Linked DNA regions of Homo sapiens: region 1 is linked to region 2. Evidence: read pairs that join two places in POLR2A ChIA-PET (ENCODE). Cell type or tissue: GM12878. All regions are shown on one strand. Region 1 overlaps APPBP2 (amyloid beta precursor protein binding protein 2). Region 2 overlaps MED13 (mediator complex subunit 13).

Evidence for each region. Peaks named below come from ENCODE experiments on the same cell type or tissue, not always from the same donor. Only the 100,000 strongest peaks of a DNase experiment are listed, where the experiment ranks them.
Region 1: POLR2A ChIA-PET joins it to region 2 with 15 read pairs; 2 of 35 experiments call an interaction of 5 or more read pairs at or near these places.

What each region holds. Positions count from the first base shown.
Region 1 is chr17:60,465,253-60,473,252 of GRCh38, forward strand. APPBP2 (amyloid beta precursor protein binding protein 2) reads right to left here. Exons shown (of 13, transcript NM_006380.5): 5 at 1,039-1,207. Among named protein-coding and RNA genes, the nearest start is that of CHCT1, 47 kb to the left of the region's middle. In GM12878, no CTCF peak of the experiment used is centred here; a DNase peak (open chromatin) is centred at 4,729; H3K4me3 peaks cover 530 bases; H3K27ac peaks cover 641 bases.
Region 2 is chr17:62,045,147-62,053,146 of GRCh38, forward strand. It overlaps MED13 (mediator complex subunit 13), which reads right to left. Exons shown (of 30, transcript NM_005121.3): 3 at 7,391-7,559. Among named protein-coding and RNA genes, the nearest start is that of MED13, 16 kb to the right of the region's middle. In GM12878, no CTCF peak of the experiment used is centred here; no DNase peak of the experiment used is centred here.

The sequences.
Region 1 (8,000 bases), 1.6 Mb before region 2:
TGTTAAGAACAGCCATAGCCATCTGAAGACAGGGATATATTATGAGCCAGAAAGAAACTTTTATTGTTCCAAGCTATTCTGGGGTTGATATTACCTCTGCATAACCTAGCCTATCCTAACACAAAAACATGATGCTAATTCATCAAACCATGTCTGTAAGATTTGTGTACTTTTCTGTAGATATCAGTGAAAAGCTTATTTATCACTAGAAGATTGAACTGTCAAAATTATCCAAGACTTCAACATTCCTCACGAATGTGCTGAGAGCTGCAAAGACATGAATAAGGCACAGTATAAACCCCTAAATCCAAATGTAGAAGGAAAATAACTGTCAGGCTGGGCATGGTGGCTCATGCCTGTAATCCCAGCACTTCAGGAGGCCAAGGTAGAGGATCACCTGAGCCCAGGAGTTTGAGTCCAGCGTGGGTGACAAAGCAAGATCCTGTCTCAAAAACTACAACACGAGGCCCAACCAAACAATTTAGGCAAATATTTGGTTAAATTAAAAGAAAAACAACAAAAGAAAGGGCTCTAAATTACACATGTATATATTTCAAATTCACCTCACAAACACTCCTTTTGCCTGATTTTTTATTTTTTTGAGACAGGGTCTCACTCTGTCACTCAGGCTGGAGTACAGTGGTATAAATATGGCTCACTACACCCTCAACTTACTGGGCTCAAGGGATCCTCCTGCCTCAGCCTCCCATGTAGTTGTGACCACCACAGGCGTGTGCTACACATGCGGCTAATTTTCTATAGAGGCAGGGTCTCTCTCACTTTGTTGCCCATGCTGGCCCCAAACTCCTGGGCTCAAGTGATCCTCTACCTTGGCCTCCTAAAGTTCTGGGATTACAGGCATGAGCCACAGTGCTCGGCTTGTCTGATTTTAAATTTTCCATTACAAATGTGTACTGCCTTATATAAACCTAATATGTAAAAGAGATCTGTAAGAAAAATAAGAGAAGACTATTTGATTTACCCTCTGTTTTTATAGGTACTTATTGGTCACAGTGAAATGTACCTTAAAACACTTACCTCATCATAGTGACTTTTTGCAAATAGGAGTGCACACAGTTCTCCATAGAGTGCAGCTTTATTTGCTTGCTGGCCATGTTTTGATAGTTTATCCATATATGTCTGAGCTAATTTAAATGTTTCTTCACCCAAATGATATTTGCAGTTTCCATTTCGCACATGAAGCAACCTATAAAACACCAATAACATTGCTCTATTTTTGATATTTTCAGCTTGGTAGACCTGATGACCTCTTACCAATCACCTGAATGACTTAAGGTAATTAAATACAATTACAAGGCAGCATTGAAAATAAGTGTGTGGCCCAAATTGGAGTTGACCTCATGCCCATAAAGAAGTACATGCTCTTTCCTGAAAGCGTCCCATAATTCATCTCATCAATTGTTGATTCCTTCTCTAAATATTTTATATATTTTATGTACTCAGCATGTACTGCATCTAAAAAAATGACATTTAATCTTTTTGTTCCAAATCCACAAGTAATATAGCTTCAGTATAAGAAACTTGGAAAATAATGAAGAAAATAAAATTGACATAAAATATCTTCTTTTCTTATTTTTGGTATAGTCTAACACTTGATCAGTTACCACTTATTTCATGATGCTTCATAATGTTCATTTTTTCCAATAAGATAAATTTACCGAAAATAGCAGTAGTGTCAACTATTTCTTTTAAAATCTTTATCCTCTATAGTAGAAATACAGAGTTCTTTAAACAAATTAACTGTACAACTATGCTGACTATTTAATGATATGCAAAAATAGTACAATGCTTTAGATCAGACTGGTCTAGATAGCAACAGACTGTGTATCTATATAGACTGTACAAGATAGGCAAATAGTGTTAGGACTGGACAAATATTTATTTATTTATTTATTTATTAAATGCTAGCTAGAACATTATGTTCATGTATCAAGCCAATACAACTTTCTGAAAATGCTCAGACTGAGAAGGAACAAAGGTATAAAAGCTATTTAAAAGAAAAACAAGGATGGACAGGTTAGGAAGTATTCCTCAGGAGCATCAAATCAACAGATACAAAAAATTTATTTTTTCTATCTATACCACAATTATTAACAGATTAGTAACTCATAATGAGAAAAATTCAGACAATCTTTTAATCTCTATCATTCCTCTGTATAGTCACAGAAACAGATTAACTTCCAAAGAACCAGGACTAATCAATAAAGTGATGACTACTATACAATGCCAATGTGTATCCTCCCAACACGTACCATACAATTATCTGCAAAATCTATTACCATAAGCAGCTTATGTTCTAGTGGTGAGAAGGGTATTAGTGTGGGCAAAGATAAAATACGTAAGACTTTCATTTAAGGATAAATGCCATAAAGATGATAAAAAAGTAGGGTAATATGATCAAAAGATTCTGAAAGGAGGTATTTAGGGTAGACAGGGAAGAATCCTCCTGAGGTAGTAACATTTAAGTTGACATCTAAATGATGACACTGTAGCCAGCCAAGTGAAGATCTGGTGGGGAAGCATGTTCCAAAACAGAAGGAACAGCAAAACAGAAGGAATAGCCCCTGAGAAGGGATGGGGGGAAATCCTGGCATAGTCAAAGGAACAGAAAGAAGGCCAATTCATCTAGACTACAGTGAATAAAAGATTATGTAAAGAGAAATGAGAAGGGAGAGATAAGCAAGATTTTATAGCACCTTGCGGGCCGTGGAAAGGAGTTTTGTTTGCAACAGTAAGGGAGGTGATTTGACTTATGCACTATCTAATATAATTTCCTGAGATGTTAGAAATGTTCTATACTTGTGTTGCTCAATTTGGTAGCCACTAGCCACAGTGGCTACTGAGTATTAGAAATGTGCCTAGTGTGACTGAGGCACATTTTACTTTTAATTAATTTAAACTTAATAATCACATATGGTTAATGGCTACCATATGGGACAATGCAACTCTATCAAGAATGCTCTGGCTACACTCTGGCTATAGCAAAGCCAAGAGGGGAAGCAAAGCAACCAAGGCAGAAGATACTGTAACAGTCCAGAAAAAAAAGTCCTTGAGAAAAAAAGGATTAGTATTTGAAACACAGATTTGATAGCCAAATGGTTGAAAGAGAAAAAAATGAGAAACCCATAGGTTGAAAATTTAGAGAATAAAAAGAACAGTGCTTACTTCTCATTTCCACAATGCTAAGAATTTCCTTTCCAAAGACCTTCACTGTAAGTATTCTCCTGAAATAACAATCTGTGGAAATTATTTAGTAATTGGCACATGATGAAGTAGCAAAATAAACACTGTATGCCAGAAAGGCACAGCTTGGTATTTTCTCCAGTCCCTGCTGAATGTCTATTTAAACAAAAGGGCAAATTAAACATATGGAGACTCTTTAGGTTCTGTGTGTCCATCTGGGCTGACACTAAGCAGTATATTGAATCCAAGGAACTTGTGGTCCAACTTATTATGGTCTAATTTTATCCCAACCTTCTGCCTAAGGAAAAAGGAGGTTCTCAAAATGTGGCACTACCATGTAAACACAGTATTTTACTTTCATAACATAAAATTATGTCTACCTGATCAACACCTACTGTCAAGAACAATTACTATTTGATTGAACTATTCATTGTTTAAAATGAAAAATATACAAATGTGTAAGTCATTAGTTTACTAATATATTTACCATAAGACTGAACATGACTAGTTAGAGCCTCATCAGCCAGACATGACGAAAGTAAAATACACTGAAAGTGAACCTAAAGGAAAAGAATTTCTCTCCTTCTTGTAAGTGTCTTTTTCTTAGAACTAGTTTATCCCAGCACTTTGGGAGGCCGAGGTAGGCGGATCACGATGTCAGGAGATCGAGACCATCCTGGCCAACACGATCCCCGTCTCTACTAAAAATACAAAAAAAAATTAGCTTGGCATGGTGGTGCGTGCCTGTAGTTCCAGCTACTTGGGAGGCTGAGGCAGAAGAATCGCTTGAACCCAGGAGGCAGAGATTGCAGTGAGTCGAGATCACACCACTGCACTCCAGACTGGCGACAGAGCAAGACTCCATCTCAAAAAAAAAAAAAAAAAAAATTGGAAATAAATGATAGCTTGAAAGGGGAGAGCTGCATAATGAAAATAAAGACCGGTATGGGTTTAATAATTTTTTTTTACTATGGTGAAATATATATAAAACTTTGCCATATGAGCTATTTTTAAGTATACAATTCAGTGGCATTAATTATATTAACTATGTCATGCAACCATCAATACTATCCACTTCCAAAACTTTTTCATCACCCCAAACAGTCCCTAGTAACCTTTAATCTACTTTCTGTCTCTATGAATTTGCCTATTCTACATATTTCATGTAAGTGGAACCATACAATATTTGTCCTTTTGTGTCTAACTTATTTCACTTAGGATAAAATTTTCAAGGTTCATCCATGTTGTAGCATGTACCAAAACTGGCTGAATCATTGTATGTGTATATATGTAAATGCCAAATTTTGTGTATCTATTTATCTGCTGATGGATACTTGGATTGTTTTTATCTTTTGACTTGTGAAAAATTCTGCTATAAACACTAGCACACAAATATCTCTCGATTCCTTGCTTTCAATGCTTTTAGGCATATACTTGGAGTGAAATTGCTGAGTCATACAGTAATTCTATGTTTAGCTTTTTGACAAACTGCCAAACTGTACTCCACAGCAGCTGCACCATTTTACATTCCCAGCAACAGTGCACAAAGTTTCCAATTTCTTTTTTTTTTTCAAATGCTCTCTCAGCAGAATCACTTGATTTCTTCTCATCCTTGCCAACAGTTATTTTCTTTTTTTTAAACTGTACCCATCTTGGTAGGAATAAAGTGGTAGCTCATTATGTTTGATTTCCATTTCCCTAATGCTGAATGACACTATCTTTTCATGTGCTTATCTTTTCATGTGCTTACCGGTCTTTTGTGTATCTTCCTTGGGAAAATGTCTATTCAAGTCCTTTGTCCATTTTTTATTTTTAATTTTATGAGACAGAGTCTCACTCTGTCACCCAGGCTGGAGTGCAGTTGCATGATCAAGCTCACTACAGCCATGATCTCCTGGGCTTAAGTGATCCTCCCACCTCAGCCTCCTACGTAGCTGAGACGACAGGCCAGTGCCACCACACCTGGCTGATTTTTAAAAAAATTATTTTAATAGAGACAAGGTCTTGCTATTTTGCTCAGGCTGGTCTCAAACTCTTGAGCTCAAGAAATCCTTCTGCCTCAGCCTCCCAAAGTGCTGGGATTACAGGTGTGAGCCACCATGCCCAGCCTGCTCTTTATTAATTAATTAATTAAATTTTTAACAGAGTTTCGCTCTTGTTGCCCAGGCTGGAGTGCAGTGGCACAATCTTGGCTCACTGCAACCTCTGCCTCCTGGGTTCAAGTGATTCTCCTGCCTCAGCCTCCAGAGTAGCTTGGATTACAGGCGCCTGCCACCATACCCAGCTAATTTTCCTATTTTTAGTAGAGATGGGTTTCACCATGTTGGCCAGACTGGATTTTTTTTTTTTTTTGAGATGGGGTCTTGCTCTGTTGCCCAGGCTGGAGTGCAGTGGCACGATCTCAGCTCACTGCAACCTCTGCCTCCTGGGTTCAAGCGATTCTCCTGCCTCAGCCTCCTGAGTAGCTGGGATTACAGGTGTGCACCACCACGCCTGGCTAATTTTTGTATTTTTTTTTTCAGTAGAGACAGAGTTTTATCATGTTGGCCAGACTGGTCTCAAACTCCTGACCTCAGATGATCTCTCTGCCTCAAACTCCCAAACTGCTTGGATTACAGGTGTGAGCCACAGGGCCCGGCCTCATTTTTAAATTCTGTTGTTTGTAGTTGTAGTTCTTGATATATTCTGGATACTAGAAACTTAATTGACATGTGATTTGCAAATATTTTCTCCCATTCCATAGGTTGTCTTTTTATTTTCTTGATGTTTTTGATTTACAAAAGTTTTTATTTTGATTAAGTCCAACAAATCTATAGTTTTACTTCTTCCTTTCCAATACTGATGATTTTTATTTTTCTTGTCGAATTTCTTCTGCTAAAGCTTCCAGTACAATGTTGAATACCACTAGTGAAAGCAGGCAACTATGTCTTGTTCCTGATCCTATGGGGGAAGCTTCTAGTCTTTCACTATAGAGTATGATGTTATTGTGAGTTTTTCATAAATACTCTTTATCATATTGAAGAAGTTCCTTTCTATTCCTAGCTTTGTGAATTTTTTTTTTTAATCATGAAAAGGTGTTAGATTTTGCTAAATGTCTTTTCTGTGTCAACTGAGATAACTGGGTTTTTTTTTTTTCCCTTCATCCTATTAACATGGTGTATCACACTGATGTTCTTACGTTGAACCACCCTTGCATTCCTGGGATAAATCTCACTTTGTCATAGTGTAAAATCCTTTTAATATTCTATTAGATTTGATTTGCTAGTATTTTGTTGAGGATTTTTTCATCCATATTCATAAGAGATACTCGTCTGAAATTGCCTTTTTTGTGATGTCATTTTTGGTCTTTGGTATCAGGGTAACGTTAACCTTTTAAAACGAGTTAGGGGCTGGGCGCAGTGGCTCATGCCTGTAATCCTAGAACTTTGGGAGGCCAAGGTGGGCAGGTCACCTGAGGTCAGGAGTTCGAGACCAGCCTGGCCAACATGGCAAAACCTCGTCTCTACTAAAAATACAAAAATTAGCCAGGTGTGGTGGTGGGAGCCTGTAATCCCAGCTACTTGGGTGGCTGAGGCAGGAGAATCGCTTGAACCTGGGAGGCGGAAGTTGCAGTGAGCCAAGATGGTGCCACTGCACTCCAGCCTGGGCAAAAGAGTAAGACTCTGTCTCATAAAATAAAGCAAATAAAATGAAAATGGAAACAAAAACAAAAACAAAAACAAAACAAAACAAGTTAGGAAGTGTTCCTTCCTCTGCAATTTCCTGGAGGAGTTTGAGAAGAACTAGTGCTAATTCTTTAAATGTTTGATAGAATTCACTAGTGAAGTCTTCAGTCCTGGACTTTGTTGGAAGGTTTTTGATTATGGATTTAATTTATTTACTTGTTATAGGTCTCGTAAGATTTTCTATTTCTTCTTGGGGCATTTAGGTAAATTGTCCATTTCTAAAAAATTTGTCCATTTTATTTATGTTATCTAATTCACTGGTGTTCAACTGTTCATAGGATTCACCTTAAATCCTTTTCATTTGTGGAAGGTTGGTAGTAATGTTCCAAGTCCCATTTCTGGTTTTAGTTATTTGAGTCTTCTGTCTTTTTCTTTGTTAGTCTGGTATGGTTTTAATTTCAAGTCAGGGAGGACATCAGTGTGAGAGTGTTTCTTCTGCTAGAGAACGTGGAATCTGCACCTGACACCTCAAACCATGGCAGCAATCTTACAAGCACTGGAGAGCTAGCCAAAGAAATGACTGGTACACAAAGAATTAGCAGACAGATTGAAAGAATCTAGTTCCTTAATAACCTCTATATATTCAGAATTAACCTACCCTGGAGGCCCTTAACATTGTACTGATTATCTTTTTATCAAAGTTTTTGTACTTTTAAGGTACACTGCTTATGTAGGTGGCTCCTATCTTATTTGCTACACATAGGTTTATGACATTTTTGTGAATTATACATTCTATTATCAATATCCCTTTTGTATTAACTAATGACTTTTATCCTGAATTCTTCCTTATTGTTAGTATTATTGTTTTGGGGTGTTTCCTTTTTATGATATAGCACTAGTTTTAATTTTTTAACCCTCTTGGTAACTGCCATCTTTAGGTAGGAGAATTGAGCCCATTTACATGTATTGTGATGATAATTATATTTGGTCTAACCTTTTCATCTTATTTTTCACTTATCATAATCAGTTTGTTCCTCTATTCACTTTGCTTATATCTAGCTTGGTCAAGTTTCAAATCATTCTCACCCATATTCACACCACCCTAGTTTGGAAGTTCTATCACACTTTTCT
Region 2 (8,000 bases):
TCTCATCTGCCACTTAACAAAACCTCCTATGTCACTATATACGTAAGATACTGAACTAGCTGTCTAAAAAAAGAATTCTTTACTAGTATGTTTCTATTCTGTATACCCTCCTAGAAGCATTTAAAACTTTTGCTAAATACACAAACTTTACCGCACACTCAGCTAAATGGCTACAACAGATTCAACATGACAAAAAGCTTAACCAAACACAATCTTAAGAAAGTTCTTGGCCAGGCGTGGTTGGTGTGTGCCTGTAGTCCCAGCTACTCTGGAGGCTGAGGTGGGAGAACCAATTAGGCCCAGAAGTTTGTGGCTGCAATGAGTTATGATTGCGCTACTGCCATCCATCTTGGGCACAGAGCAAGACCCTGTCTCTATTTAAAAAAAAAAAAAGTTCTTATTCAAGATAATCTTTTTCAAATGCACTCTCAAACATGGCAAGTTCAGAATATCTTTTATAGAAGAGACTAAAACCTACATTAAGTCAGTGGTACTTACTACAACCCATTTGCTTGTGGGCTCACTAGAAAACTCAATGCCTGTCATGTGATCCAGTCCCCAGCAATGTAGGAAAACACCTAAACTATTCAAGAAAACACTGGTCATCATTCTTTAAACCAATTATCTGAAGACTGGTTTGTTCCTGTGGTTACTCTTACACTTGCGGGATTCTTTACAGGTAACCTAGCTGTATCCCTAGAATTTGATTCTATTTCCTCTCTTTCAGTCCCTAAAGACTGTTAAACACACAACTACATGTAGGTCCAGATTATCAGAAAATGAGATTTTTTTCTTTAAAAATTTTAAAGAAAGGAAAAAGAAGATAAAAAGGTAAGCAATATTATTTTCTCCTTTGTTCAGGTCAAAGTAGTTTCACATCATAAATTTTCTTTCTTTACAACTCTTGTTCTTTTTTCAGAATACTTATACCAAAAGTGAATTGATTAGTCAACAAAAACAGTCTATATAATACTTATGTTTCAGAATGGTCTAGAAATGCATTAATTTATAATCAATCTTTATCTACCTTCCCTATATCATTCCACTGAATTCAACAGAAAAGAAGTCCGAAGTAATAACTTAAAGATAGACTTAGCTGCTTGATTTTTGTCCTACTTGCTTTTCCAAAGAAGGAAAAAGGGTAAGAAAGTTCCTGTAAAAAAGAGATTTGAGGAGCAGCATTTATCTTTCCAGAATAAAGTCAGTTATTATACCACAACTATGGTTCAAGAGTAACTCGAAAGAGCATATACTATTTCTGGTAACACTTCACTAATAAAATACAATCTTAATTTAGTTCCCCTCCTAAATGGGTCAGCCCATGGAAAAACACTAGTGCTCAATTACATGGTTAAATAACAAGCAGCATCTGTTGGATTCATGAAAATATCCAATTAAAAGTTGTATTTTTGGCCAGGTACACTGGCTCATGCCTGTAATCCTAGCACTTTGCGAGGCCAAAGATGGTGGGTAGCTTGAGCTCAGTTCAAGACCAGCCTAGGCAACATGGTGATATCTTGTCTCTACAAAATCTACAAAAATTAACCAGCCTTGGTAGCGTGCACCTGTGGTCCCAGCTACATGGGAGGCTGAGGTGTGAGGACTACTTGAGCCTGGCAGTTTGGGCTGCAATGAGCCATGATTGTGCCACTGCACTCCAGCCTGGGTGACAAAATAAGAGACCTTATCTCAAAAAAAAAAAGTTATAATTTCAATTTTTTTTTTTTAAGACAGGGTCTTGCTCTGTTGCCCAGGCTGGAGTACAACAGCACAATCCTAACTCAATGCAGCCTCAATCTTCTGAGCTCAAGTGATCCTCCCACCTCAGTCTTCAGAGTAGCTGGGACTCTGAAGTCCCACTTCAGAGTGTGTGCCACTGTGCCCAGCTTTTTTTTTTTTTTAAAGAGACGGGGGTCTGCAGCCATAAAAAAAGAATGAGTTCGGCTGGGCATGGTGGCTCACGCCTGTAATCCCAGGCCTTTGGGAGGCCGACATGGGCGGATTACCTGAGGTCAGGAGTTCGAGACCAGTCTGGCTAACATGGTGAAACCCCGTCTCTACTAAAAATACAAAAATTAGCCGGGCGTGCTGGTGGGTGCCTATAATCCCAGCTACTCGGGAGGCTAAGGCAGGAGAATTGCTTGAATCCAGGAGGTGGAGGTTGCAGTGAGCTGAAATCATGCCACTGTACTCCACCCTGGGCGATAGAGCAAGACTTCATCTCAAAAACAAAAAGAATGAGTTTATGTCCTTTGCAGGGACATGGATGAAGCTGGAAACCATCATCCTCAGCAAACTAACACAAGAACAGAAAACCAAACACTGTATGTTCTCACTCAAAAGTGGGAGTTGAACAGTGAGAACACATGGACACAGGGAGGGGAACATCACAGACTGGGGCCTGTTAGGGGATAGGGAGCATGGAGAGGGAGAGCATAAGGACAAATACCTAATGCATATGGGGCTTAAAACCCAGATGACGGGCTGATAGGTGCAGCAAACCACCACGGCACTTATGTATCTATTAACAAACCTGCACGTTCTGCACATGTATTGCAGAACTTAAAGTAAAAATAAACAAACAAATAAATAAATAAAATAAGATCATTAAAAAAGAGAGAGAGAGAGAGAGACGGGGGTCTAGCTATGTTTCCCAGGCTGCTCTCAAACTCCTGGTCTCAAGCCATCCTCCCACCTCGGCCCCTTAGTGGTGGATTACAGGTGTGAGCCTATATTTTCAATTATCAATAGCCTTTTAAGAGTTTTTCATAAAGAAAGCCGGGTGCAGTGGTTAAACTTACAAAGTTATAAACTGAGTCAAACCACAGAATCCCAGAAAGGCTCAGAAGTTGAAGGTACTGGTATATATACATATATACATATACATATACATATACATATATATATATATATATATGTATATATGTATATATATATCCCTGAAGGTGGATATATAGGTGTAACTGAAAAGAGAAGGGGCTGGACACAGTGGCTCACACCTGTAATCCCAGCACTTTGGGAGGCTGAGGTGGGCAGAACACTTGAGGCCAGGAGATCAAGACCAGCCTAGCCAACATGGCGAAACCCCGTCTCCTTAAAAATACAAAAATTAGCCAGTCGTGGTGGCTAGTGTCTGTGGTCCCAGCTACTTGGGAGGCTGAGGCATGAGAACCGCTTGAACCTGGGAGGTGGAGGTTGAAGTGAGCCAAGATTGCACCACTGTACTCCAGCCTGACAGAGTGAGACTGTTTCAAAAAAAAAAAAAAAAAAAAAAAAGGAAAGAAAAAGAAAGCAGAAGGAATGAAAGTTCAAAGATATTAGAGCCTCTCCACTTTCTTCCAGATCAGTGAAAAACTTAAGAGGTCCACTCTTTGAAATGGTTGAAACAGAGGGACTCAGAATTAGAGATATTCAGATACAGCTGAGATGATGTATTTAAAAGATTAAGTGAAAATTTAACCACTATGTAAGTGAGCCCCACCTCCAAACCTCCTTTCCCCAATAGGTTCACTAAACACTGGCAGCCCAGCTTATACCCTCTAGTCAGAGTACTGAAAGTCTCCTCTGGGAAAACTACTTAAGCAGGTGACAGAGCGTACAAATACTGGCAGGTGGGTGACAGGCACCCAATAAAAAGAGTCAAGTCCCCAGATCATTCACTCTAGTAAAGCCTGCAATGTCATAAGCTACTCACATACACAGAACCTCCAGTTAGCATTTTAGTACCCAGAAGTCTAAGAGGGTTGCTAATCAAAGATTCTATACCCAGTCAAAACTATCAATTATAAGGATAGAAAAGAAAGAAACTTAAGAGCCTGCAATTCTGCGGTTTGACTCAGAATTCCAACACAGAGGATCTCAAAAGTATCACCATCCTTGCACTCTCAGGAAACTACTCTCAGGTTGGGCACCACCATAACAGTAAATAAGACAAAAAAAAAAAAAAAAAGGAGAAATGAGAAATGAGGGATCCAACAAGAAGGGAAAAGCAAAGAGAATCCCCAAGATGACTACTGTGAAACAGGACTACAGAACTACTAATCCAAATCGGAAAAGAAGAATGAAGGGTAACAACAGGGATATTAATTAACAAGAGGAGAAAAAAAGGGAAACTCATAAGATTATACAAAGTCCTTGAAGGTAGGGAGAAGTGATTTATACTTCTAATAGATAGTCTACTGATGAACTACCAACAGGTACACAGATCAGGAGTCAGCAAACTACAAAAAGTCAGCTAGAAAATATTTCAGGCTAAGTATTTTCAGCTTTGCAAGCCATCTGTCTCTATCATAACTATTTAACTCTGCTCTAGTGTGAAAGCAGGCATAAAACAATCTATCAATGAATGAGCATGGCTGTGTTACAACAAAACTTTATTTACAAAAAAAGTGGCAGAGTACAGGCAGGTGTTTACTAACTCATAACATTAATAATTAAGTGAAAAAAAGGGATAATCATTAACACCTGGGAAAACAAAACGATGTACAAGAAATGAAATGTGAAGGCTGGGCGCCGTGGCTCACGCCTGTAATCCCAGCACTTGGGGAGGCCGAGGTGGGCGGATCACAAGGTCAGGAGATCGAGACCATCCTGGCTACATGGTGAAACCCCATCTCTACTAAAAATACAAAAAATTAGCTGGGCGTGGTGGCGGGCACCTGTAGTCCCAGCTACTCGGGAGGCTGAGGCAGGAGAATGGCGTGAACCAGGGAGGCAGAGCTTGCAGTGAGCTGAGATCGCGCCACTGCACTCCAGCCTGGGTGACAGAGTGAGGCTCTGTCTCCAAAAAAAAAAAAAGAATGAAATGAAATGTGTTTCAATATACTATGGCTCAGTTACAAATAATATTTATAAAATTATAAGAGTATAAACAAATATTGTTTTTACCAAAACTTATAACTATATTGGCAAGATAAGGAAAGGGAGAGGAAGCCAGGTGCAGCGGCTCATGCCTGTAATCCCAGCACTTTGGGAGGTCAAGGTGAGTGGATCACTTGAGGTCAAGAGTTCAAGACCAGCCTAGCCAACATGGCGAAACCTGTCTCTACTAAAAACACAAAAATTAGCTGGGTATGATGGCAGACGCCTGTAATCCCAGCTACTCAGGAGGCTGAGGCAGGAGAATCACTTGAACCTGGGAGGCAGAGGTTGCAGTGAGCCGAGATCATACCATTGCGCTCCAGCCTGGGCAACAAGAGTGAAACTCCGTATCAGAAAAAAAAAAAAAAGGAAAAGGAGAGGGAAAAGAAGTGTGTGCAAAAGTGCCAATATCCAAGTGTTGAGTCGGGGGAAGTAAGATAGCTAACCTCTCAATAGAAAGTCAATAGAATTTCAATGGTAGGCTGTTGTGACCAAAAAAAAAAAAAGTCCACTAGATTAATCCTAAATGATAACTCAAGAATAAGCATGTTATGTCTTTCAAAATTTTTAAACAGGTAACTTAAAAGAAACAGAAGAATTAAAAAGGGCTGCTTCTGAGGAGCAAATCTATTCATTGGGGCTCAGGATTGCAGCCTTTCATTTTAAATCTTGGTAATCTGTTTGACTTCTTAAAACTACATAAATCTATATGCCTGGCTGGGAGCAGTGGCTCACGCCTGTAATCCCAGCACTTTAGGAGGCCGAGGCGGGTGGATTGCCTGAGCTCAGGAGTTCAAGACAAGCCTGGGCAACATGGCAAAACCCCGTTTCTACTAAAAATACACAAAATTAGCCAGGTGTGGTGGCACACGCCTATAATCCCAGCTACTTGGGAGACTGAGGCAGGAGAATCACTTGAACCTGGGAAGCAGAGGTTGCAGTGAGCTGAGATTGCACCACTGCACTCCAGCCTGGGCAACAGAGTGAGACTTTGTCTCAAAATAAATAAATAAATGTATATGGCAGATATTGTTAACTGCCTACCCAATATCCATTTCCACTTCTTTGATCTTTGGTATCTATCTAATATCTATCAGCCCTTTCTTCTTACTAACAAAAACTTCATTTGTTCAGAGCAGCTGTTTCCAAATAAAAGATATTTGTTTCTCTTAGTATGGCCAAAGATATGTCAACTAAAGTTTCCAGAAAATAATTTACTTTCTGACTCAGGTGCCACACCTTCCTTACTTCCTCCCTTCCTTTCTCTTCCTGCCTGGAATCCACTGTGAGGTCTGGAGGTGCAACACACGGGAGGACCATGAAGATGTAAAAATGGCACAGAGAAAACTCTGGGGAACTTTGAATCCTTGATGACATTATTGAACAGCTATACCAGTACTAAACTATCGACCTCCATACTGCTTGCTACTGAGAAAAATCAATCCCTACATAAGCCAAGTAGTTAATGTTGTTCTGTCATTTCCAGCTGAATGCATTCTGAACTTACACAAGTATTTTGTTAACAATAAAGGTTTACGTTAATTTTCAAAGAGGAAAAAAAATGAAAGCACCTTTATTTATCCAGGCTTATCTACTCATCCAGTCTTACTAAAACTAAAAAGTTTGAAAAAACAAACAAACAAAAACTCCAGGTGCACATGAAAAAAGATGTGCATATATGACATCAAAGACCTCAAAATGATTACAATCTCAACCAAATGTTCACTTCACATCCTCTCACATCTTTCAGGAAAAATTAGTAAGTTCCCTTTAGTTTTCTCTTCCCCACATCCCAACTTACTTGCCACTGGTTCATCTCTCTTGAAGTCTCACTAACTCAATGACTGCTGGGAACTTAAATCTTTTGAGAGACTATGCCTTATATTATCTAAATCACGGAGAAGCGAGTAACCTGAAGGTTTTAATTGCATAGGAGAAGGAGGTATCTATCATAAGTCTTCTGTGCCTCTATCTGCAACTAGTCTAATAAGTAGTGTCATAAATTTGCTTAATTCATTGCTCAAGAAAATTATAAGCTCTCAAAGAGTAAATGGTCTTATATAGAAAACACAAATTTAAATTACTTTAATTAAAGGGAATTGAGAGATTGGGAATAAGAAGGGTTAACTTGATCCAAAACATACTCACAGATCACTATCCTTAACAGGTGTTGTTACTTAATTTTAATATCAGAGTGCTGTGCATATATTTCCACAAATACTAAAAAAAAGATACTTCCAAGCCTAAGTCTCTGCTTTCATCCCACATTAAGTCTATCATCACAAATCAAAATTTAGGCCACTGTATTAAAATACAGCCTATTCCTACAGTAAGAAAATGCTTAAAGTGTATAAAGGGAAGTTTGTAAAGTGGTTTAAAAAAAAAAAAAACCTGACTGTATCTAGTACTCTGTCACTGACAACCTCTGGAATATGTCTGTATATTAGCTTGTTTTATCCCACATTCTCTGTTAAGACACAAAAAGGAACAAATCTAAAGAAATATCACGTCAGAATTTAAGATAGCTTACCTTTTATTTATAGGTTTTTCATCTTTTTCATAAGGCTTTACAAACCACTTGCCAATACGTACAAAATTCCTGTTCATTAAACACCGTTCCAATAGATTGTGAACTGCTTTGAAAAGCAGAGTACGGCATTCATAGGAAAGTCCATTCTCCCACACTCCATCTTCTTCTTCTAAAAGAGAAATGAAGGAAATAATAAAATAGTGACACTATAATCTATTCAGAGCCAAGTAAAAAAGGTTACAGTTTAAACTCTATATTCATCAACACTAGCTTACCCCAGAATATTAAGCTACAATCACTTCAATGTATCTCTAGACATTATCAGGTTTCAAAGTTACTCCACAAGGAATAAAAGGTCTAAGTGCCACATATTCTATTAAATTACCTGAAAAGTATTTTTCCACCTTATAAAATTCAATGACATCATGAACATACTGAATTGGTTCCTGTATTAATGAAAAGGACACTTGTTTGTATAACCTGGAAAATATTAAACACACTCTACACCTATGATGCCAATTTCTAAGCTGGCTCACTTGTTACTTTGTCCTAATTCCCCTAGTCATTCAACCTGCCAAAAAAACTAGCCAGTTAATAATTAAAGTCAAAA